Linked DNA regions of Homo sapiens: region 2 is linked to region 1. A link is a loop called in an ENCODE intact Hi-C map of the cell type or tissue named here. Cell type or tissue: PC-9. All regions are shown on one strand. Links, peaks and the distances in the headings refer to the core of each region. The heading gives the core; the rest is flanking DNA. Region 1 has its middle 230 kb from the start of LINC00581. Region 2 overlaps CDKAL1 (CDKAL1 threonylcarbamoyladenosine tRNA methylthiotransferase).

The links. A loop is a pair of places that touch in the nucleus more often than their neighbours do. Peaks named below come from ENCODE experiments on the same cell type or tissue, not always from the same donor. Only the 100,000 strongest peaks of a DNase experiment are listed, where the experiment ranks them.
Region 2: a loop joins it to region 1, with 5 times the contacts of the local background. A loop is called at or near these places in 4 of 110 quality-filtered maps.

The regions. Positions count from the first base shown.
Region 1 is chr6:21,272,189-21,284,964 of GRCh38, reverse strand. No RefSeq gene overlaps it. Among named protein-coding and RNA genes, the nearest start is that of LINC00581, 230 kb to the left of the region's middle. RefSeq lists enhancers at 8,373-8,877, 8,878-9,382. In PC-9, for the core only: no CTCF peak of the experiment used is centred there; a DNase peak (open chromatin) is centred at 7,194.
Region 2 is chr6:21,214,327-21,227,102 of GRCh38, reverse strand. All of the region lies in intron 15 of CDKAL1 (CDKAL1 threonylcarbamoyladenosine tRNA methylthiotransferase), which reads right to left. Among named protein-coding and RNA genes, the nearest start is that of LINC00581, 290 kb to the left of the region's middle. RefSeq lists an enhancer at 3,445-3,962. In PC-9, for the core only: no CTCF peak of the experiment used is centred there; DNase peaks (open chromatin) are centred at 6,642 and 7,092; H3K4me3 peaks cover 1,080 bases; H3K27ac peaks cover 3,199 bases.

The DNA.
Region 1 (12,776 bases), core at 3,046-11,045:
TTCACACGGTTGAACTCCTTAGGGCCTGTCTTCTAGACCATTTCATTGGTTTAAAATACAACGTTGCTCAAGCATTGTGAAGTCGGCCTGTGTGCCTGGTGGGGAAAGAAGGGCAATTTGGTTCACCGTGCAGAAATTTTTCTTTTATTTAAATCGTTTAGATTTCAGACTACATCTTTTATTTCTTCCAGCAACAAGCATTAGCAAGTCACTTGCCTCTCTGTTTCTCGGAATGAAGACTAGAAATCTTAATACAAAACATTAACTCAGTGGGCCGGTCTGGCAGAGTAATAGATCTTCGGAACTGCGGTGGCAAAGCCTGCCTGGGCTTCCTCAAGTCACAATAAAGCACTATAATTCTTTTATTGAACCAAGAGCATTTAAGTCACAAATATATCTATGCAGAAAGCAATTGTGGCAGCTCCTCAAATTGATGACTGAAGGAACCCTTCAGAACCAGCACTGATGGGCCCTGCACTAAAGGTGAAAATAATAGGGTAAATTAGAAAAAACTGCTCAGACCCAGAGCAATCAATGACACTGGAATTGCTTATTTGAGCTGCGATGGCTCTTATTTCACATGCAAAGCACACTGCATTAGCGAGCAGATGGTATCTTCCTTTTCCTTGGTGGACTTCCTAGGGTTTTCAAAGATCCTTGCCCGAATTAGTTCACTTTCTCCAGCCAGCACAATAAGGCTTCAGCTAGCTGACATGCCTGAACACAAAGAAAAATGAATCCCCACAGATAAGCACAACCATTTATTGAACTTAGAAGAAAAGAGAAATAAAAAGAATGGTTTGGACATCAATAGAGTCAATACCTTCCAATATCATTTTTAATCCCTGAAAACTCATAAAATCCTAAATGTGGGAGGGATACCAGAGGTCAACTATTCAACATGCTAGATTAATTATCTATTGCTACATAACAAATTACCCTAATATTTTGTGGCTTGAAACAGCGTTTATCATCTCACAGTTTCTGTAGGTCAGGAATCTGGGTGTGACTTAGCTGGGTCCACTGCTTTAAGGTCTCTCACAGGTTGCAATCTTGGTGAGATCACAGGGGCTGTGGTCATCTGAAGTCTTGACTGGGGAAGGATCTGCTCCCCAGCTTGCTCAAGAGACTGTTGACAGGAGTAGATCCTCCTGGGCTGTTAGATTGAGGGTCTCAGTTCCTCACAAATTGATGGCCAGAGACCTCCCTTTGTTCCTTCTCATGAGAGCCTCTCCAAATGGCAGCTTGTAATATGGTGGCTGGCTTTGTTACAGAAAAGGGGTCCTGATCTAGACCCCAAGAGAGGGTTCTTGGATCTTGCACAAGAAAGAATTCAGGGCAAGTCCGCAGTGCAAAGCAAAAGCACGTTTATTGAGAAAGTAAAGTAGGGCCGGGCATGGTGGCTCACACCTGTAATCCCAGCACTTTGGGAGGCCAAGGTGGATGGATCATGAGGTCAGGAGAGCGAGACCATCCTGGCTAACACGGTGAAATCCCATCTCTACTAAAAATACAAAAAATTAGCTGGGCATGGTGGCGGGTGCCTGTAGTCCCAGCTACTCGGGAGGCTGAGGCAGGAGAATGGCGTGAACCCAGGGGGGCAGAGCTTGCAGTGAGCCGAGATCACACCACTGCATTCCAGCCTGGGCGACGGAGCGAGACACCGTCTCAAAAAAAAAAAAAAAAGAAAGTAGTGGCTGGGCATGGTGGCCCACACCTGTAATCCTGGCACTTTGGGAGGATGAGGTGGCCAGATCACTTGAGATCAGGAATTTAAAACCAGCCTGGCCAACATGGTGAAACCCTGCCTCTACTAAAAAAAAAAAAAAAAAAAAAAAAAATTAGCTGGGTGTGGTGGCAGGCACCTGTAATCTCAGCTACTTGGGAGGCTGAGGCTGGAGAATCTCTTGAACCCATGAGACAGAGGTTGCAGTGAGCTGAGATCCTGCCACTGCACTCCAGCCTGGGCAACAGAGCAAGACTCCATCTCAAAAAAAAGAAAAAAAAAAAAAGTAAAGTAGAGAAAGAACAGCTACTCCATAGACAGAGTAGGGTGTTCCCAAAAGTAAGAGGAGGAATGCATCCACCCTAGGTACAATGTTCGTGTATATAGGATAAAAAAAGATTATGGGGAGATATGCTCTGCTACAAGAGTTTGTGACAAAGGATTAATTTTCTTAATTACTCATTTTGTAAGAATTAATATTATTATCTTTAAAGCAAAATTAGAATGCCTTCGTTCTCAAGATATCAGGATATTAGGACACTCCCAAGTCTGGGTCTGTTTAGTAAACATTATCAATCTGTTCCCTTAACTGTAAACATCTAGAGGCTCTGAATGCCTGACTTTCTGGGAATGCAGCCCAGCAAGTCCCAGCCTCATTTTTCCTAGCCCTCACTCAAAATGGAGTCACTCTGGTTTGAACACTTCTGACAGCTTCATCAAGTAAGCAAAGGAAAGGACAAGAGAGAGAATGAGAGCAAAACAGAAGTTACACTCGTATGCAAACTAGGCTCAGACGTCATATCCCATCACTGTCTATTCACTTAGAGAAGGTCATTAGATGCAACTCACACTTAAGAGGAAAGGATTCCATAAGGGCATGCATACTAGGAAGTGGGGTCATTGGGTGCCATCTCAGAGGCTGCTTGCCACCTGTGCCACCTGTACCTAGTTGACACTTCTGTCTCCTCCACAGCATCCTCACCAGTTTCTGCTTTAACTTCTCCTGCCATGGGGAGACTCACTGCCTCCTGAGGCATCCAGTTCATTCCATTTCAGAACCCTAACTACTTAAGTAGTTCTAATAGTTAACCCACGGTCTGGCCCCTTGAGATTCTGCTAAATACCCAGAAACTCTTAAGAGACCATTGAGTTCAGGATATTTATAAAGGAGATGTTTAGAAATGGGAATTTTGCTCACGAGATGAGCTCTGGGAAGAGAAACGGAACACAGTTATTACAAGGAGAAGTTCTCACACAATCACCTAAGGCAATCTCAACATCACAAATATCACAGGCCACGTATGTAAGGGGAAGGCAAGTACCACGCCCATCCCCCTAATCAGCCCCATCCTGGGTTTTCCAAACCCCTTCTGCGGTGCATATAGGAAATTCTTAAAACAACTCTGCACTGCGCTGTCCTTACAAAGGTTCAAAGGAAGGCTGACAAGGACAGTTGGGTTCTGATGCATCCCAGAGCTATCTGTAAAAGGGGGAGGGAGCAGTGACAAAGCTCTGGTGATAAGTGGAGAAAGGACTTCCAATCAATCAGGAAAGAGAAGAGCTAAAGGACCAGAAGCCTGAGGACACGGTCACATAATAAGCTTCCAAGGTCTTGATTTCCCAAGAGGCTGGGTTGTGACTGGTTGGGAGGGGTTAGATAAGCATGAAAGTGGGGTAGAGACAGGCAGTGGGAAGGGCCAGAGGGGCCAGAGGCCTGTGCCCCACCCAGATTCTATTCATTCCATTTCAGTGGTCACATTAATATTCCTTGTCACACCACACACTTCTGAAGGGCAGAGTACATGTGGGAGATGCGGGTGGGGTGGAGAGGGAGGAGTCATGGGACACACATCATCAGCTTGTTCCTCACTCCATACATCTGGGTTTTCTAAAATTCTGTGAACTCCATCCCGAGGCCTAAAAGAGTGAACAGTAAAATCATTCACTAGCTTGGAGTATGTGTGGCTAAAATCTGACTAAACTAACCGACTTCATCTGATGAATTAGAAAAAAAAATTGATTCAAATAGGCATGGGTTTCAAATGGAAAACTGTAGCAGGAGTACCCTAGAAGCAGATAAAATGCCCCCTAAATCAGTCTGCTCATTTAAAGGTGATCTTTAAGCCATACAATGGGAAGATCGTTGATTGTGGATGTGTTCACTTGTTTCTGTCACTCACTTATTAACTTCCTTCTCTGCCATTTACATTTATATTCTCAGAAATGAGCGGTGACCTCTGCCTTCTGTGCAGTTTTCCCCAGCTTCCAGGCTGATGGTCAGCACCCAACCAGTGAAATTTCAATTTTTGTCTTTGGCTGAATCATAAGGATAAGAAATAAAAAATGCAAGGGCTATACACCAGCTCCTTAAACTCCAGCACTTTTCTATTATGTCCTTGGAGCAAATTCAGCATACTCTCATTTAGCCTCAAATGCTGAGTCACTAGTAGATGATGAACACAAATCCCAACCAACATTATCAATACCAGTGGAGGATTGATGAGAATATATAGGGGTGTAATTCTCCAAGGTGTTCTACTGAGAATCATTAAGCAAACCATCAGCCCTTTAGAGATACATACACAATAGTGTGTACAGGGTATAACAACCCTGCACTCAGATGCCCAAAGTGCACTTTGGCAAATCTGACGTAGTTTGGGAGTACAGGAATATTTGCATGACAAACCTAAATTAACACATGAGCTGTAGGCCGAAGGTTTCCAGAACCTAAGGGGTCTCCAGGCCAGCCAACTGATATCTCCAGTCAAAATGACTGATCTACACTCATGCTTTCCACTCGGGATTCCAGATCTGCAATATAGGTCAAAAAGTCAAGAACGGAGAAGGATATGTTTCAAGATTTACTTTCAAGGAAATCAAGGTGCCTTCAACCAGTTTGATTTAAAATGGAGTCAATCTTCATTCATATATGATGTCATTTCTTTTATGAGTCCCATACCCTGGTTCACAAGGAACTAAGCTAATGATAAAAAAGCATTTTGTCCTTTTGAAAGATGTATACTTTAAAGAAAAACCTACTAGCAAATGAAGAGAAGGGAGCCATGGAATGGCATCTTCCAAAGTCTCTTTTCATCAGAAGTCACACTCTGCAAAATCTCAAAAGTGATATCCCATCACTTTTAGAAGAAAATGTATGGTGGGCTTCTCCAAATGAGGGCTGCAGAAATCCTCATAGTTTGTCTGCTGGTCTTTTGTGAGATTTGAGATTACAATAAAACCAATCTATGCTTCTATTTCTGGCCTGACTTAATAACTTACTAATTGTAATTGACTAAACACCAGGCATCAACTCACACATGTCAAGACTCATTTTTATCACCATTTTGGATCTATTGTGTTCTACAGAGAAGCATGCAGGGAAGAGTCCAATGGGTCACCAAAACATGGCGGACCTGAGATCAATATCACGATCCAAAATATGAAGCCAGATGGCCCGAGAGCCGGGGGAAAGGAGCAGAGAGTTGCAAGTCAAGCAGGCCCTGCAGGATGAGTGAATAAGGTCACTGAGCCTCGACCACTGTGATTGCACACTCTTAGTGATGTGTGAGTGAGCACAGCTCTTCTGAACAGCCACAGTTGGGGCAGTGAATTATTGGATTTTAAAACAGGGCTGATCTCACACCTAGGCCCACTGCCCAAACTAGGTATCTTCATTTCTTGACACCTCTGGTCTCTTTAATCTCTACAATTGGAGTTCATTGCTTTGGGGGGATGACAGAGGGAGGGGCATGAGGCTGTCATCTAAAAATATGAATTTATCTAGATTTAAGTATGATGAAGATGTAAAGGGGCAACATAGCCTATAGCAGCTTGTCTAGCCCATGAGTACACCATCAAACAGGATTGTCCTGAGAAACTGGGCCAGAGAGTTGGCCGATGAACTTTTGAATTTAAATGTCTTGGCCAATGAACTTTGAATTTAAAACATGGACTACAAATAGAACTCAGGGCTTCTGCTTTATAATTCAATGTTCTTTCCAAGACTACCCAACTACCTTGACATGCAAATTGTTAGGATGCAATGCCTCTTTCCATTGCCTTCCAGCCACACATGTGAGATTGTGTCATTTAGAAGCATCCACAAAACTAAGCCCAAGAAACAGAGCAGATAACTATGCTCTTTTATTGAGCAGAGTACCATGTGCCAACGACTATTCCCAGAACTAGAGAGAGCAAGGCAAATAAATAGTTATTCCTGCCCTCAAGGAACTTGCTCTGAGGAGCGGCACATTTACCCCTTTAATGCAGACACCGCGTGGAGATACTAGATACTTTTTTTAAATTGTGGTAAAATACACGTTAACATAAAATTGACCATCTTCACCAATTTTCAAGCGTACAGTTAAGTGGCATTACATGTGTTCACATGGTTGTACAACCATCACCACCCTCCGTCCATAAAACTCTTTCCATCTTGCAAAACTGAAATTCTGCCCAGAGATATGTTTGTAATACTCCGCAGGGACCAGTTTTTCCTTGGCTTCTCTTGAACTGCTGTGGGGTTAATCCCTCAACTACAGGAAATCTAGTTATTTATGGGCTTTGGTATCTTCTCACCCCGGTCACCCCTCCCAGCTCACATGGAAGGGCATCGGGCCCAGCCAACAACCTTTGCCTCAAATCTTTGCGCGTCAGAGGAGACTGATAGCAGAGTCTGTCCCCATCCCTGTGAGTTTGCTTGGACAGATTTCTTCTCTCAACACTGTATTTATTACTGGGGTGTGAAGCACAGATCTGCAGATGCCTTTTCTACTTGCCTGCTGTTAAGAGCTTGCTCAATAATTTAGCTCTCTCTCCCTTAAAGACATTTGGTTTTGGGTTTTTATTGGTGATTGCAGAAGACAATGTGAGATGAGTCCTGCGGTATCCTGGATTCCTCCCACCCTCTCTCCTGCCTCCCTTCTAGTTGGCTCTTGTGAGGTTGGTTTGCAGCTGCAGGAGCAGCGGCTCTTTAACTCTTGGGCAGCCATAACCATCCCTACTCTTTCACATACATAGATAGGACTGTTCTGTCTCCTCATTAGATTATCACAGCAAATTGATGGTTACTTGAAAAAAACAAAAAACAAACAAACAAAAAAAAACCTGTCACAATAGGAGACAAAACACTGGCAACAGATAAAACAAAAGGAGGCACTGAGCTCTTTAATTAAGGTTCATGAAGGCATGTGAATCTTAGCTTCTTGTTACCCTGCTGTGCCTCTGCCTGATTAGCTACAATGCATCTGCTTGGTTTCCTGGTATCCATCTGTACTGCTAGGGAGAAATTTATTCGGGTTGCCCTGATTCTCAATAAGATGACTCAGAGGCATCAGCTGTAGATGGACTAATGGTTATGCATGTTGACAGAGTGTCTCCTGTGCTCCTTGCTGTGTTGATATGCAGAATCACACCACCTTACAAGTACCTGGGATTAACCCATATCCACACAGACAGCCCTAATGAAATGCCTCTCCCAGGAAACCCAAAGAGTTTTAGCATGACTCATTTCACCGTTGTCGTGTTTCAAGTTGGAAGTAGACCTTATCGCGCCCTCTCCACAAACTCCACCTTTCTGTTCTGCAGTGGCTGATGCCACAGAATTCCTCCTTTTGTAGGTTAAAAGGACTGTGAGTATTGGGATGTTTCTGCGCGTGACAATGTAAGAGATGTTTTCATTTCAATGCTGGATGAATGTGTTTGTGCATACAAGGATTCTTTCTCAACAAGAAAAGGGCAGCCAAGACCGAAGCCACCACTATTCAGAGTTGTTTGGGCAGAGAATACTAAAGTTATGTTGGCCCTGAATAATTTCAGGTTCCTCAAAGGACTTATTCACCTCCTTTACAAAACTGAGGATTTCTTTTAAAAGTAGCACTAACTATATGGGCTCTAAAATTCTTTCCTTATATACCATTCTGTGATTCAATAATATGATTGATCCCATAAGCTCAGTTTCATAGAGTTTGAAACAGCCGAGCTGAACCTTCTGCATACACTCAGATATTTAGGACTTAAAAATATTCTCCTAAAACTGATGAAATCTGAATACAGTCTGGACTTTAGTCAATTTTGATTTCTTAGATTTGGCAAATGTTCTGTGGTAATGTTAAGAGGTTAATATCAGTAGAAACTAGGATATAAGCAAACTGTATTATTTTTGAAACTTTTCTGCAATCTAAAATTATTTCAAAATAAAACATTAAAAAATTTTTTTAGCCAGGTGTGGTGGCTCACTCCTGTAATCCCAGCACTTTGGGAGTCCAAGTCGGGCGGATCACCTGAGGGCAGGAATTCTAGACCAGCCTGACCAACATGGCGAAACCTCGTCTTTACTAAAAATACAAAAATTAGCTGGGCATGGTGGTGGGCACCTGTAATCCCAACTACTTGGGAGGCTGAGACAGGAGAATCACTTGGACCCTGGAGATGGAGGTTGCAGTGAGCCGAGATTGTACCACTGCACTCCAGCCTGGGCGACAGAGCGAGAATCCATCTCAAAAACAAATAAATAAATAAAAATATGTTTTTTTCTCACTTGTGTTTAAATAAAAGCAACATTTAGTTGAAACTGGATATTACAAAATAACATTTGCCAGCCCTCCATCTCAGAGAAGACAAGAGAATAGAGAGACATGGTTTTTCTGTAGCTATGAATTTAATGCTAACTTAGGTGATTCAGTCACTCCTTGAGCACTTCTTTCTTCTTCCATTGTAGCAGGAAGGACTTCAGACTTCCTACAGCAATGGAAAAAGTTCTCCAAAGAATTTCAGATTGCATGCTTTGAGCTTTGAGAGTAATACTTGGTGTAAAATACTGAGGATAAGATAAACTGTAGGAGGAATTTCCTTTATAAAATGACCAGTCCAGGAAGCCAAAGTGCAAAGCTTTATAAATACTAATGCTTATTGGAAAGCAGGGATCAAGCGTTGGTTTTGTCACTGCACACAGGATTTCCTACTTGTTCACACCAGTATATAAATTAAACTTAAATCTGATGTCATTATCGTTAGCCTAGCCCTCTCCCTTTTTCTCCACTTCAATACCTTATAGAACTCACAGCAGGCTGAGCGCAGTGGCTCATGCCTGCAATCCCAGCACTTTGGGAGGCCAAGGCGAGTGGATTGCCTGAGCTCAGGAGTTCGCAACCAGCCTGGGCAACATGGTGAAACCCTGTCTCTACTAAAACACACAAAAAAATTAGCTGGGCCTGGCAGCGTGTGCCTGTAGCTCCAGCGACTCGGAGGCTGAGGCAGGAGAATTGCTTGAACCCGGGAGGCGGAGGTTGCAGTGAGCCGAGATCATGCTGCTGCACTCCACCCTGGGTGACAGAGCGATACTCCAAAAAAAAAAAAAAAAAAAGAAAAAAAAAAAAAAGAACTCACAGCAGTAGCTCCATAGGGGACTTAGAGGTGGCCTAATCCATTCTTCCCCTGAGGCCCAGAGGTAGGTTTCAAACTAAACCAGGACACACAGGCAGAAGTACTTTGAATAAAGTGCCTCATAATTATAAGGTACAATTACTATTGATATCATGACCAGCCACTAGGCCAAGTTCACCCAGCTGCTTAGACCATGGAAGATTCTAAACTCCAAAGGGCCTGGCATAGGTCTTCGTAATTTAATTATGGACGGTACTGATTTCCACATGAGGAAATGTTTAATAAATCATCAGCCGATTGTAGTGCAGACTCTTTAATCCCAAACCAGTACAGAGGCTCGTTTTCCTCTTCGGAAAGTCAAGCCTGAAGAGAGAGGGTTTGTTTACCAGGTTGAAAAGGGAGCAGGGAGAAGCCTATATTTATTCCTGGGGGAGAAAAATGTAACTGTTATAAGCTGCTGTGCTTCATCAATTTAAAAGTAATTTTTCTGAATTAAGAGAAAATTGAGTGGGGAAAATGCTTCTTTTCGGAAATTTAATTCCCAACTGAGTATTTATATGCTGATACCCTTTGCAAGTACACACGCAATAAGCTGCTTCGTGCGGCAACGACATCAAACAGGACAGGAAAAAAAGTCGTTCTTTAGACATTTTCCTCAAGACTTACACTTCTCCCCCATCCTCCACTTGTCTTGATCTCTCCAAAACCCAAGCCAACTCCTTCAAAAACAGATCGGGATAAAATAATCAAGTTCCTTGCTGAATATCAACAAAATCCACGAATTTTTGTTGGCAATGAATGGGAATGAAGGAGAACATTTCATTTCATATTTAAAATGTTAAATTGGGTGCTTATAATTCCCCTGATTTAGCTTTTTTAATTTAAAAATTCAAGCTTTATTCAACATTTGCATATTCATGCCTCTATAATGTGCACTGATTGCATTAACGGCGGAGAAAAAGCATGTAAGTGCAGCACAAATATAGTTACTCATCAAGAGTACCATCTATGTATGCATAGATAAATATTTCCAAACAAATTAACATACACACCAGCGCAGGTGCTCTGCCCTCACAGCTCCCTCCAGCTATTTCAGTCTTACTTTTCCTTCCATCAAGTTTCTAGAGCCAGAGCATCAGTTTAGAAATTGGATAATTTAGTGATTGGTAGAATTAGTGGGGCCCTTTTCCAAAGTCAGTGGTCAGAACGACTAAGTCTTTAACCAGCAATAGCTAGAAGAAGAAAAAAACATTCAACCGTACCCTTTATCAAAAACCAAAAGTAGGCTGGGAGCGGTGGCTCATGCCTGTAATCCCAGCACTCTGGGAGGCTGAGGCGGAGGATCACCTGAGGTCAGGAGTTCGAGACCAGCCTGGCTAACATGGTAAAACCCCGTCTCTACTAAAAATACAAAAATTAACTGGGTGTGGCAGAGCGCACCTGTAATCCCAGCTACTTGGGAGGCTGAGGCAGGAGAATCACTTGAACCTGGGAGGCAGAGGTTGCAGTGAGCTGAGATCACGCCACTGCACTCCAGCCTGGGTAATAGAGCGAGATTCTATCTCAAAACAAAATAAAAAACAAAAACAAAAACAAAAAATACAAAAAAAACTAGGCCAGGCACAGTGGCTCACACGTGTAATCCCAGCACTTTAGGAGGCTGAGGCAGGATGACTGCTTTGAGCTCAGGACTTCAAGACCAGCCTGGGCAACATAGCAAGACCTTGTCTCTACTAGCTCTACTAAAAAACCCCCAAAATTAGACAGGCATGGTTGTGTGTGCCTGTGGTCCTAGCTACTCAAGAGGCTGAGGTGGAAGGATTGCTTGAGCCCAGGAGGTCAAAGCTATGGTGAGCCGTGGTCGTGTCACTTCACTCCAGCCTAGACAGAGCTAGACCCTGTCTTAAACACATAAACACACACGCGCGCACACACACACACACAAAAGTAGAGTTTCCATAATTCAACAAAAACCTCCAATAGTTGATAGATAGTTGTTATAGGGAGTTCCCATCCCAGAGAAGTAAATCCTACTGACCAGGGTAGCAGACACTGAATACCCACCACTAAATACCCTCTGGCTTTTAGTTTACAGAATCATGACTTTGTTTGGAAATATGATGTTCCCAGCTCTTCAGAACAGGCCATGTTTTGTTGGCACGAGTTGGCAAATTACCCCTGGGTCAAATCCAGCCCAGCTCTTGGTATTATAAACAAAGTTTTATTGGCATACAGATGTGCCCATTCATTTACTCATTTTCTATAGCTGCTTTTGCACCGCAAGGGCATATTTTAGTAGTTGTGACAGAGACCATATGGCCTGCAAAGCCTACAGTATTTACTATTTGGCCCTTTACAGAAAACATTTGCCAAGTCCCAGTCCAAGCCAATGCCAGCCAGTTTCCCAGCCTCCCTTGCAGCTAGGAAGATGTTGAATTGTATACAGTAGGTAAGGAAGAAGGTGTGGCCAAGGGCTACTCTTGGATAACAGAATAGATGCTAGAAACATTGACTAAAATAGCAGCCATAGAGGAGCACCACATTTGGGGGGTGGAGTAAAGAGAGGAAGATGTAAGTTCAGGACATTAGAATATATGATTTGCTTTGCTGACCACTTTGGTGCCCAAAAAAAAGAGAGAGAGAAAGAAAGAATATATGATTTGAGGTACCTTTGGGATGTCAAGTAAGCACATTGATATACAAATATAGTACTCAGAAACTCAGAAAAGAGGCCTAGACTGAAGATCTCTAAGGTCAATTGCCTATTTAACTTAAAAAAAAAAAAAAGAAAAAACAACTTTTTTGGATCTGATCTCCTGCAAACCAGTAATTCCAATTAAATCCTCTTGACTACGGCCTCTTACTTATAACTCTCTTGGTTTCTATGGCACTAGTCTTTTCTGGTTCTCTTCCCACCTCTCTGACTACCCCTTCTATTTGCTTACATTTTATCCTTCGACACCCAAATTGGGTAATTCCTTCAAGTTTATCATCAGGTTTCTGTGCTTCCCTTGATACTCTCTCCCTGAACATTCTCATCAATCTCACGACTTTCAACCAAATGACTCCTGAATGAACATTTCTAGCCTAGACTTTTCTCTACTTCTTGACTCACTGTTCCCCTCCCACTGCAAATCCCCAAATGGGTGTCGTGTTGGCAATTCAAACTCTATGTACTTAAAATACTTATGTATCCTCCCCCAAAAAAGAGAGAAAACACTGGCCATGGTGTCAGAATCACTGGTTTGGATCACTGGCTTTGAATCATACTAGCTATGTCTGAACTTTCAAAAATGTCTTAATTTATTTCAACTTCGTCATTTCCGTGTGCCTCAAAAGAGGGACAGAGTCCTGTTCATGGGTGTACAAAATGAAGGAGCCGTTGATTCGGAGCAAACGGTGAGGAAAACCTGGAAAGGTATAGGAAAAGATAGTATTTGATCTTGAAAAGTGTGGGAAATTCGAAAATCTGCATGTCATTGTCTTAGAGTCTATCTGATATAAATTCTAGTCTGAGATGGAGCACACTATGACTTCCAGCCCCGTTGGAAAGCCAAGAAGATGGGAACACCATTTTTGCTTTTGCACCTTGCTCCTGGCTACGTTTCCAATTGGTTAGTTCCAACCCCTGCTGTCTTTCATGGCCTGTGCTACTTGGTGCGTATAT
Region 2 (12,776 bases), core at 2,527-10,526, 57 kb after region 1:
AAGATTGTCAATTCCTGAAATTCAATACATATCTGCATCGCTCAAAGTATCATACACCAAATTCGAATAATGTTATTGCTTATTAAAACAAACTGGGGCTGGGTGCGGTGGCTCACGCCTACAATCCCAGCACTTTGGGAGGCCGAGGCGGATCACGAGGTCAGGAGATGAGACCATCCTGGCTAACACGGTGAAACCCCGTCTCTATTAAAAATACAAAAAATGAGCCAGGCGTGGTGGCGGGAGCCTGTAGTCCCAGCTACTCGGGAGGCTGAGGCAGGAGAATGGTGTGAACCCAGGAGGCGAAGCTTGCAGTGAGCCGAGATCGCGCCACTGCACTCCAGCCTGGGTGACAGAGTGAGACTCCATCTCAAAAACAAAACAAAACAAAACAAAAACAGCAACAACAAAAAAAACAAGCTGGAACATCAACTCAGACAATTTTTAAGAACTCAAATTCTACTCAGAAATGCTTTTTTAAAAACAGAAATTTGAAACAAGGCAGGATATGACCTTTGCTTACGCAAAAGGCGTTATTTATCTGTTAAATGGAGTTATTTATCCTGTTATAATAAAGACTAAGGGGCGCACTAAAATTCCCATCGTGCATTCTGTGTTAACTTTGATTAACATGGGTTTGTCTTCCCTTGTAAATCTCACTGCTCCCTTGATTAATTTCTAAATCTACTTACTTGCTAACTCTTAAAAATAATCTACTAATTTTCAAAAGTGTAGCTTATCAAATCCTATCAAAGTAATCAATCTGTTAAAGCAGAACCAAGTATGGATACCAAAATTTCAAAAAAAAAAAAAAAAAACTTTCATGTTCAGAAACTTTAGGGATCAGATTTCAATCAGTTAAAGATAAATACAGACAGTTGGGATGATAACAACAGTCTATCTCTATTTCCTTCGTCTTTAGCAGTTGTGCACGTATTGTTGGGGAAAGGAAAGAGATGCTTTTAACTTGAGCATGTTTCACGCCACAAGGCACAGATGGAACCGGTTCTAGGAGCAGTAAGTCCTCGAGCTCTGGGCTCTAATCCCAGCTCCATCTGAGGATTCTCAGGCAAATTTTATCCTCTTTTTGCCTCCATTTCCTCACCTGTAAAATGGAGATACTGCTAGTATTTGTGCATCATAGGGTTTTTATGAGGATTAAATTAGATATATATAGATTAAGTGTTCTGAACATTTAAATGTCAATTCAGATTAACTTATTCCATGGTATTCTGTGGTTCTAATGAAAAACGCAAACGTCCTCAGAAATTCTTTTTGTAAATTACAAAGTCATTATTTTATTTGCTTCTAAAATAGAATTGACCCGTGCTATTTTTGTTCCTTATGTATACCATTAAGAGGCACACACTATAATGAATGAGCATGGGTTTTGAATTGTGGCAGACCAAACTGAACGCAGGTTCAGACAGCCATGTGATCTTAGGCAGGTAGTTTAAACTCTCTAAGCCTGGCTATCCTTTCTGTGAAGAAGGAAAGCCATCTACCTTAGGAAGTTATCAGAAGGAATAGAAGTAATGTGCCCACAGCCGGGCAGAGTGCCTGGAATACAGAAGGTTCACAATAAGGGCTGCTGTGACGGTGACGTCACAGGAGTGTAGCTTGAAAAACAGAGAAGGCCAGAGCCTCCCACAGCACTTACTACCAACACTGAGATGACAGCGTCCTGCCTTGCACCTCCTCACTAACCCATGAGGAAGAAGCTACGTCCATTGTGAAGTCAGCACCTCTTACTCCCCGGGCTCTGAGATGGTAAAGCCGGTGGAGTGCACCTCCTGGAAAGCTCCGAACTAAAACCATCACCCGCCCCTGCCTCCTCTACTTACTGCTTGCTCAGGCCTCAACTAAGACAGGACTTGCTTTAGGAAAACCTCTCTCAACCACTGCCCACCCCGTGTGGGCCTGCTCGTCTTGTCAGCTGGCCCTCCTCATGGCGCGTGTCAACAGTGGTGAGCACCCTGCTGGATCCTGGCTCCTGCATCACCCTAAGCGTGCTCCTTCTGAGCAGGGGTGGCCTTTCTCTCCAATAGATGCCCAGGACCTGGTACCTAGGAGGGGCCAGTGTTAGCTGAATGCATACTGCCATTGCTACCTGTTACTTACTACCATATATTCACATTTTATATAGGAGCAAATATCCCTTCCATATGAACTGCCATTTACCTATTCTTACATTTCTTATTAGACTGACAAGTAAATGGGACAAGGAGTCATACATCACCAATACTACATAGTATAAATATGAAATAGGGTTACTAGGGAAAAACCTTACCAGCAGAGAAACAGCATGTTATGTGAGTTCTCTATTGCTACTTTAACAAAACACCACAAACCTAGGGCATGAAGCAATATGCATTTATTCTCTTTCAATTCTGGAGGTCAGAAGTTCTATGTCAAGGTGTTGGCTGGGAGGCATTCTTCTGGAGGCTCCAGGGAAGAATCTGATTCCTTGCCCTTTCCAGGTTCTACAATTTGCCTACATCTCTTGGCCTGTGACCCTTTTTTTTCCATTTTCAAAGCCAGTAGCATAGGGTTACTATTATTATTATTGTTATTGTTTATTATTATTTTGAGACAGAGTCTCACTCTGTCACCCAGGCTGGAGTACAGTGGCGCAATCTCGGCTTACTCCAACCTCCACCTCCTGGGTTCAGGCAATTCTCCTGTTTGAGCCTCCCGAGTAGCGCGTGTCACCACGCCTGGCTAATTTTGGCATTTTTAGTAGAGATGGGGTTTCACCATATTGGTCAGGCTGGTCTCAAACTCTTGACCTCAGGTGATCATAGGGTTATTTTTATCAGGACCTTTGTGATTTACATTGAACCCACTTAGATAACCCAGAATAATCCTCTCATTCCAAGATCCTTATCTTAATCACATCTGCAGAGTTCCTTTTGCCATGTAAGGTAACATCGTTGGAGGTTCAGGTGATTAGGATATGGACATCTTTGGGTGGGGGACATGACTGTGCCTGCCACTCCTGACATATGTGAGCCCCCAAGCTTGCATCCCACCAGAAAGCGTACTCAGTTCAGGCAGAGCTAAACTAGCTGCCCAAGAGAACACACTCTGACAGAAGTGTGATGCTCTACACGTTTACAAGGAAAGAGGGATAGGGCGCCTCTAGGAGACTGTGTGGCTGGCTGACCGTGAAGTTTCCTGGGGGAAGAGGACAGCAAACCTCCACGGCCGAGCCTCTGCTAAGGCCTTTTCCTTCTGCTGAGCTAACAGACTTGCTGAGCTAGCTGCTTCCTAAGAAAATGGGGAGGAAACAGGCCTCCAGGGCCTTCAGATGTGTCCTCCTCACAGGTCTTTTGGCCCCAAGAGACAAGACTCCGAGGGAAAGGGCACCCAAGAGATGATCAGTTAATGTTTTCTGAACTGGTATTTGCATTTCTACTTATTCCTTTGCCTCCTTTAGTCATTTCTTCACCTAGTTACAAGTATTCTCTTCTTGGGGGCTGGATGGGCTTGGGCTTCCAATGGAAGGAAGTCATGTTGTTTAGAGGCCTTTCTTCCAAGTCCTCTTCCTTCTCATACAAAATATTGATAAGTTGTAATATGGTACCTGGCTGGAGAACCAGAAGCACAAGGATTCAGCGAGAAAGGCAGAGGATAGGCTCTATGTGAAAATACTAAGTAGAAGGAGTATTTAGAGAACATTCACCATGTGCCCAGCAGGACGCTAAGTGCTCTCTAATCCTTCAGACTACTCAGTGAAGTAGCTAATAGGAGTTAACCCTCTCTTTAAGTCACTTGCCCAAATTTCTGATAGTATAAATGGTGAAGCAGATGAGTGGCCTGGCTTTACTCATACTAAGTACAGCCCCACAGCAACACTTCTGAGATACATTGATAATTCCATACAAATGAGAAAGAGCAAGGGCACTGCATAGTTATTACAATGACTATCAAGATCAACAGTCCCACCAAATAGATTTTATCCATTTTACTTGCCCCTGCACCTCACAGAGGTAATGGTGTTATTTTGAGTTTCCCTACAGAGGCCATTCCAGAAAAGTCAGCCGCATGTTATGCAGAGACATTTCACGCTACCTGTCTTGCAGTTCTGAGCCACGTTGCGAATTTGTAATTGTGACCTGTAGATGGCACATCGCTGAGTATGCTCTGAACACACACATGCACACACACTTGATGCGCTCACATGAGAACACGTTGCAAAATGTGTTTTAATGAGGAACAGTTGGTCTGGTTCTGCTCAAATAAAAGATATCCCTGTAAGAGAGTTGCCACCTGTCTTCCCATCTTGCGGTGCAGCTTCCAAATGAGTTCTTCTGTCCCTGACACCTGCAGGTGTTACCAGGGCCCTGCAATCACATTCCACATGCCAGCTCCCTTCCTTGAATTGACAAGACAACCCTGTCCCTGGGCTTCATGTTATTACCAGATACCAGGACATACAGGGGATTAAGGGTGCCAAGCTATCTTTCTCCTTTATTCTTCTAGACATTCCCCAAATTGGGAGCTCTTTAATATCATATAAGTAGCTGTACCCAATTATCTCCAAACCAAAAATGCCAGTATTTTATCTTGAAGTCAGTTAAAACAATGTTGTATGCATAGTCCATCAGCATTATAGGTACACTGGAATGTAACAGGATCAACAAATTGAAGTTGGAATTAATCGCTCCTTTCCATTTCTTTTGGAAGAACATTTCCATTATAAGACCTCGGTCACACAGTCACGCAATTAGAGCGCAATACTGTCAGCCTTTCTGTTTCAATTCTGGGAATGAGAAATTCTACATCAGACATTATTCATGCGACATTTTTCCCTTACCCCTTTCACCCCAAATGTGTAATTGCTATCAGGTCATTACAATCATGAACAAAAATTTTAAACTTGAACACACACATACATACACATGCGAACTGTCTAATCTTAATATCACGGGTGGGTTTTTATCTTATTTTGGTGACAGCAGAGTAAACACAAGGCTTTGCTAATAAGTCTGAACATAAATTATTAAACTATCTACTGTATGATCAAATGCATTTCAGATTATATTCTGAGTAATTCTGCCTTGACGTCCACCAAAGGAACAGATCTGATGTGCCCCTGTGTGGTCTCAGTGATCCCTCTCTTTCAGAATGCCCAACCTGCAGACTTGAACGGTGCCAAATGAAAGACAGAGATAATCGTATCAAAAAACAAAGCTTGGCATCTGCCCATCACCTAATTATTACTCTCTGTAAGCCCGCATTTCATCTGACTCAAGAGATGTGAAAGCAACTCTTAAGCTCTGAACTTACTTTAATGGCTTCAAAACATTTCTCATGTGTAAATTTTTCTCATGGCTCAGAGGCACTGTTAAGAGCTTGAAGTGCAATCTAACAGGGATGAAGAAAAAATTGTTTGATAGCTCAGATCTCAGGATAAATTAGAGTTTAGAACAGGCTTTTTTCCCCCCACCATGCCTGAACATATGGGCTCTGCAGAAAACCTACTGAAACCAAATATGTGACCAATGCAAGGAAACAATCTTAAAACATACATTATGCAGTACAGTATACTATAGAAAAGAATCTTGAAATTGGCTGGGCATGGTGGCTCACACCTGTAATCCCAGCATTTTGGGAGGCCAAGGTGGGTGGACTGCTGGAGCCCAGGACTTCTACACTAACCTGGGCAACATGGCGAAACCCCCTCTCTACAAAAAATACAAAATTAGCTGGGTATTGTGGCATGTGCTTGTAGTCCCAGCTACTCGGGAGGCTAAGGTAGGAGGATCACTTGAGCCCAGGAGGTGGAGGCTGCAGTGAGCTGTGATGGCACCACTGCACTCCAGCCTGGGTGACAGAGAAAGACCTTGTTTCCCCTCCATGAAAAAAATTCTGGTATTGAATACAAAATTATAAGCTATCTCTATCACAATTACATTTTATTTTTATTTTTTGAGATAGAGTCTCGCTCTGTCACCTAGATTGGAGTGCAGTGGTGTGATCTTGGCTCACTGCAACCTCCGCCTCCCGGGTTCAAGTGACTCTCCTGCTTCAGCCTCCCGAGTAGCTGGGATTACAGGCATGTGCCACCACGCCCAGCTAATTTTTGTATTTTTAGTAGAAATGGGGTTTCACCATGTTGTCTGGGCTGGTCTTGAACTCCTGGCCTCAGGTGATCCACCCACCTCGGCCTCCCAAAGTGCTGGGATTACAGGTATGAGCCACCGTGCCTGGCCCACAATTATATTTTAATCTCTCCAGTATAAACTTCAGGAAGCACCTCCTAAGGTAAGCATCCCTAACAGGAACTGCTGCATCAGACCTTCATAAGAAGGAATGAGCAAAGGTGGCCCCTCAGGCTTTGTAATGCATTCTCGACACTCCAGCTGTGGGCTTCTATCTGAATACCTTCATTTTTAGCTGTCTTAATCTTTGGCTTAGTAACAAATATTCACTCAAATGAGCTTATAATAGTTTCCTAATTTTTGGCTTGTTACATTTACCAAAATAAGGGGAGGGTGTAGGACAGAAGAACCAGATCTAGAATTAATAACACAGTATAGAAATCTTTGCCAACAGTGGTGCGCTGGCATTTGTTTATACATAACTTCTCCAATTCCACAAAGTAAGCCCTGCCAAGAAGGTATGCTATCAGAGATCTGGCACCTTAGCTGGAGATACATTTATCTTTACTGCTTCCTCATTGTTTAAATTTTTTTCTCCAAAGAGAGGTACGTAGAAAAGGTTCTCTTAGTAACTGCACATAAGGAAAACACAAGTTAGTTATTTACTGGGTCAAAGTTTGGAAATTTGGAAATTATTCTAGAACTTGTCATTTAAGTCTCTTCTGCTAACTAAATATCAGCCTAAGATATATGGACAAGTGCACATGTGCTCGCAAACACACACACACACACACGCACGCACGCACGAGCTTTAACATAAAAAAGGAACCAAGAGGCACACTTAGAACCATGAAGCCTGTAATCCCAACATTCATGATAGTAGTAGAAACCTGAACTCATCTATTCCTCATTAGTGGCTGGAGATAAGCATCAGTATGAATGAAAGCTGCCCCACAGGTGTGGCAAAGTTGAAGAAATAAAAGGTGAATTGGGTCAAGATGCTTTACTGATGAAGAAATCTTTTCAATAGTCTCTCACACCCGAAACCATTCTCATTCCATGCAGCGCACACAGGAAGCACTGAGCCAGGATGTTCACAAACATAACAATTGGGTGTATTAAACTTCATCTTTAAGTCATCAGTTCAACTCAAAATAATTGTTCCTAAGGGTTTCATTCCAACTAGGTAACCATGAAAGTGTGTTGGCAGATGTTTGGTTTGTATTTTAAATGAAAAAGAAGACATGTGTGATGTTAGCTGTTATTACAATACAACCCTCTCATCCTGTTCTTAGTATCATTTTCAGTGACACTGGAAATACGGTTTCAGCATCACTGAGCTCTATAAACTGCATAAAACGAATAAAGGAGACGGCAGGTGCTTTTCTCTATCTCAAAGAATCTCATAAATGAGAAGCTAATATGTAAAATGTTTCCTACATATCACCATGATAGTTTTGCAGCTTGGAAAATGCAGATAAACTAGTTAGGAAAAATTACATGGTTTATACAATTGGTCCTCCATATTTGTGGGTTCCACACCCACAAGTTCAACTGACCACAAATAGAAAACACTCAGGGGGGAAAAATTCCACAAAATTCCAAAAAGCAAAACTTGAATTTGTCACACACTGAATACTATGTTGAATCCATGAATCTGAAGAGATGTGTAGGCATTGTATTAGATATCAAAAGTCATCTAGAGATAATACATGGGAAAATGTGGGTAGTTTATATGTAAAACTATGTCATTTTATATAAGGAATTTGAACATCCATGAATTTTGGTACCCATCGGGGGTCCTGGAACCAATCCCCCACAGATACCAAGAGATGACTGTACTTACTATAATTACACTAAACTGAACCCAACCATCTGAAGAAAGATCACATCTCTACATATTTTCCTATCACTCCCAAAGTTCTATTATGCTTTCTTCCAAAAATCTGTTCCAAGACATGCCCATTCTCCCTTTCTATTTTGAATATAGTTTTTAAAAGTAAAAAATAATGATCCTATGGAAAGGCACTTAAAATTAGATTAATATTAAAAAACTTAATTACTTATGTTACTATAAAAGTATGGTAGGCAGCCCTGAAGATGATCCCCAGTGAGCCTCGCCTCCTGGTATTCACACCCATATGTAATCTCTTCCCCTTGGCTATGGTCTGAATGTACTCACTTGCTTCTAATGCTCAACATAAATGATGGATGCCACTTCCAAAATTAGGTTACAAAGTACTGTAGCTTCCATCTCTCTCTCTCTCTGCTTGCTTGCTTGCTCTGAGGGAAGCCAGCTGCCATGCTGTGAGCTGCACTATGCAGAAGTCCACAGGAGAAGGAATGGAAGGAGGCCTCTGACCAATAGCCAGCCAAGGACTAAGACCTTAAAGCAACAACCCATGAGAAACTGAATCCTGCCATCACCATAAAAGTGAGCTTAGAAGCAGATCCTCCCCAGTTGGGCCTTCAGCTAAGGCCACATCCCCGGCTGCCAGCCTGACTGCAGCCGAAGGAGCAGTACTGTGCCACGGGCACCCAGAGAAGCTGCACCTAGATTTCTGACCCACAGAAACTGTGAGGTAATAAATGTTTGTTGTTTTAAGTTTCTAAGTTTTGAAGTAATTTGTTACACAGCAACAGATAACTAATACAAAAAGTTGCCAAGTAGAGGGCTGGATACCAATTCACACATACTTAGAAATCTGATTCATAACAGAGGCATTGAAGACCAATAGGAAAGACAGACTTTCAATAAAGTTTTCTGGAACAGTTGCTTATACACAGATAAAACAATGAAATTTAACCCCTACCTACCATGTTTACAAATCAATTTCAGATATATTAAATATTTACCTGGCTAAGGAAAAACTAGAAAAACTTTAGGACAATATGGGAGGAAAACCTTTCTAACCACAAGGTAGGGAGGACATACTTCTTAAACAAATCACAAAAATATACAAAGTTCTAAACAAAAGAACAAAACTTCTAACCAGAGAGGTTAACAAGCTGCAAACTGGGAAGAGACACTTGCTTCACATATAATTGACTCTAGACTACATAAAGAAATCCCAGCTGGGCACAGTGCCTCTTGCCTGTGGTCCCAGTACTTTGGGAGGCCAAAGTAGGAGAACTGCTGGAGGCGAGGAGTTTGAGACCAACCTGGGCAACACAGCGAGTTCCCGTCTCTGCAAAAATAGCCAGATGTGGTGGCTCACGCCTGTAATCCCAGCACTTTGGGAGGCCGAGGCGGGTGGATCACTTGAGGTCAGGAGTTCGAGACCAGTGTGGCCAACATGGCAAAACCCTGTCTCTACTAAAAATATAAAAATTAGCCAGGCGTGCTAGTGCACGCCTGTAATCCCAGCTACTTGGGAGGCTGAGGCAGGAGAATTGCTTGAACCTGGGAGGCAGAGGTTGCAGTGAGCCGAGATCGTGTTATTGCACTCCAGCCTGGGGGACAGAGTGATACTCCATCTTAAAAAATAAATAAATAAAAATAAATAAATAAAAATAAAAAATAAAAAATAAAACTTAGCTGGGTATGGTGGTGCATGCCTATAGTCCCAGCTACTTGGGAGGCTGAGGTGGGAGGATCACCTAAGGCCAGGATTTCAAGGCTGCAGTGAGCTAATGATCACATCACTGCACTCCAGCCTGGGCAACAGTGCAAGACCCTGACTCAAAAAAAAAAAAAAAAAGAAAAAGAAATCCTAAACATCAATGAAAAAGTATCGTCCAATAGAAGAAAATGGGCAAAAGACTTTTTATACAGACTCTTTGCTGAAGAGAAAATCTGAATATATATATATGTGTGTATATATATATAAAACCAATAAATATATTTTAAAAAAAATGCTCAACCTCATTTGTAATTAGAGAAATACAAGTTAAAAATACAAAAATACCAGCTTACATATACCAGGTTGGAAAAAGTAAAAAAAATGAGCAATATCAAGTATGGGTGAGAATGTGGAGGATCCAGAACACTATGACACTGCTGCTGGTAATGGCAGAAATTAACATAGCCACTGTGGGAGACAGGAGGGCATTACCTGGTAAGGTGGGAGCTGTACACTCTGGCCAACCCAGCAATGCCACTCCTAGGTATGGCACCCAGACTAGAGAAATGATTGCAGATAAGTGGCCACACCAAGTCCTCATCACAGCTGATGTGATGTAAGTTAGAAGCTCTAGCAAGATTTGGGCTGGAGATGAGGGTTGGGGAAGGGTTGGTCAAAGGAAGAAAAAGTGGTCCAGGATGGGGGTTCAAGACCTGTGGGTGGGCTTCCTGCAAACATTAACTCTCCAAGCAGTCCCCTAAGAATCTCTTTCTTTTCTTAGATGGGCCCCAGTCGCTAACCTCCCTCTTCTCCATTAGCACGTTTCCTTTACCGCCTGTCAATGCCTTAGGTGTTCCCCACCCATCCACCACACCTTTCTTAAAATGATTGGTCAATGTGGAAAATAGATGGGACATGAACAGCCACTTGGTTGCTAATACACACTTATTATTATTTTTTTTCTGGAGACCGGATCTTTCTCTGTGGTCCAGGCTATAGTTTAGTGGTGCAATTATAGCTCACTTGCAGCCTTGAACTCCTTGGCTCAAGTGATCCTCCCACTTTGGCCTCCCAAAATGCTGGGAATACAGGAGTGAGCCACTATGCCCAGCCTGCCAATATACACCTTCTCATTTTTTACATGGATTCTATGGGATAAAATCAGTCTGATAAGTTCCCAATTAGTTTCCAATTGCTGCGGTAACAAATTACCATAAACTGCATGGCTTAAAACAATACAAATTTACCATTTTTTAGTTCTGGAACTCAGAAGTCAGATGGGTCTCAATGGACTGAAATCAAGTGTGATGTGGACTCCTTCTAGGGCTGTAGGGGAGAATCCATTGCCTTGCCTTTTCTAGCTTGCATCCCTAGGCTCACAGCCTGCTTCCATCTTCGAAGTCAGCATTCCTATCACTCTGACCTCTGATTCTCCTGCCTTTCTCTTTTGCTTTTAAGGACCATTGTGATTACACTGGGCCCATCTGGATAATCAAGTATACCCTCCTTATGTTAAGGGCAGCTGATGAGCAAATTTAATTCCATATGCAACCCTAATTCTCTCTGTCATGTAATCTAACATATTCACAGGTTCTAGGGATTAGGACACGATCACCTTTGGGGGGTGAAGTGGGGGGCATTATTCTGCCTACCACAGGTCCCCAGGGTGATACTGTTGAGTTGCTGGGTACAATTGTACCTCAGAGAAAAGCACCGGATATCTAGAGCACTTGACATTTCCTCATAGAAAAGACTATGACAAGGTCCCTTAGCTTCCATTAACGTTTAGATTTCAGATTCTTTTTACCAGATCCAACCCTTCCAGCTCTACAACTCACTACCTAAAAACAAGACACTGAGTTGTAGAGCTGAAAGGATTAGATCTCAGGTTGAAACTGAATGTGATGTCTTCTGGGGACGTAGAAAAGGAGGAGGAAAGTTGCGCAGATCACAGGCAAAAACACCAAGATTTCATAGGGTGTGGTAGACTGAATACATTAATATTCCCAATTCCTTATACCTCCTTGTATCTGTATCTTCTTGTCACATAACTCTGTAGTGTGTCCCTGGTCTTGGCCATGTGATTTACTTGGCCAACAGGATGCTACCAAACATCATGCATGCAGAGGCTTGAAAAGCACTTGTGCATGTCTGTTTGCTATTCCTTTGCCTTTACCACGGGAACATGCTCAGGTCAGCCAGTTGAAGGATGAGGCATGCGGAGCAGGGCTGATTCACCCACGGAGTCCCAGTTGAGGCCATCTAGATCCACCAAATGCCTGCTGAACCTCCATACATTTTAGGAAGCCCCACCAAGCTTAGAAGAGCTGCTGAGCTACCCTACAGTGCACTGCAGATGTGTGAGTGAGCCAGGCTGAGATCAGCTGAGCCCCACTGCAGTTCTGTGGTTGGTTGTCATAGGGCATTTATCATGGCAAAAGATAACCCATATCTAGGATAACCAGCTTTTTGGTCTTGCAGTCCTTTTCAGTAAGGGGTATACATATATCTCCGGAACAAATTCATTCATTCATTCATTCATTCATTCATTCATTCATCCAACAGACGTTTACTGAGCATTTGCTCCCTGCCAGGCCCTATCCTAGTCATTAAGGACACAAAGGTGAATGAAGTAAAGTCTCAGCATTCATGGGGCTTCAATTTTGGTAACTAGAGGCAAAAGAAACATGTAAATATTTAATATGTCTGGTGATAAAATGTGCCATGGAGAAAATAGAGTAGAGTAAGAATAGGAAGTACTAGGTTGTGTTGGATGGTGAGGGCTTGGGGTTTTATAGACGACTGCCCAGGGTGACCTCACTGATAAGCTGGTGCTTCAGCAGAGACCTGAATGAAGTATGTACCAGGGACATCTAAGAGATGGGCATTCCAAGCAGAGGGACCAGCAGTTGGAAAGGCCCTCCTGAGGGAGCAGACCTCGTGTGTTCATGTTCAAGGAGCAGCATGGAGGCCAGTGTTCTCGAGGGGAGAGAGGTCAAGGCATGGGACCTTGATCCTTGAGGCTGTTGTAGGGTCTCTGGCTTTCATTCTGAACATGCTGGGAAACCTTAGATGATTTTTGTAAAAATTTTTATATGGTATGTAT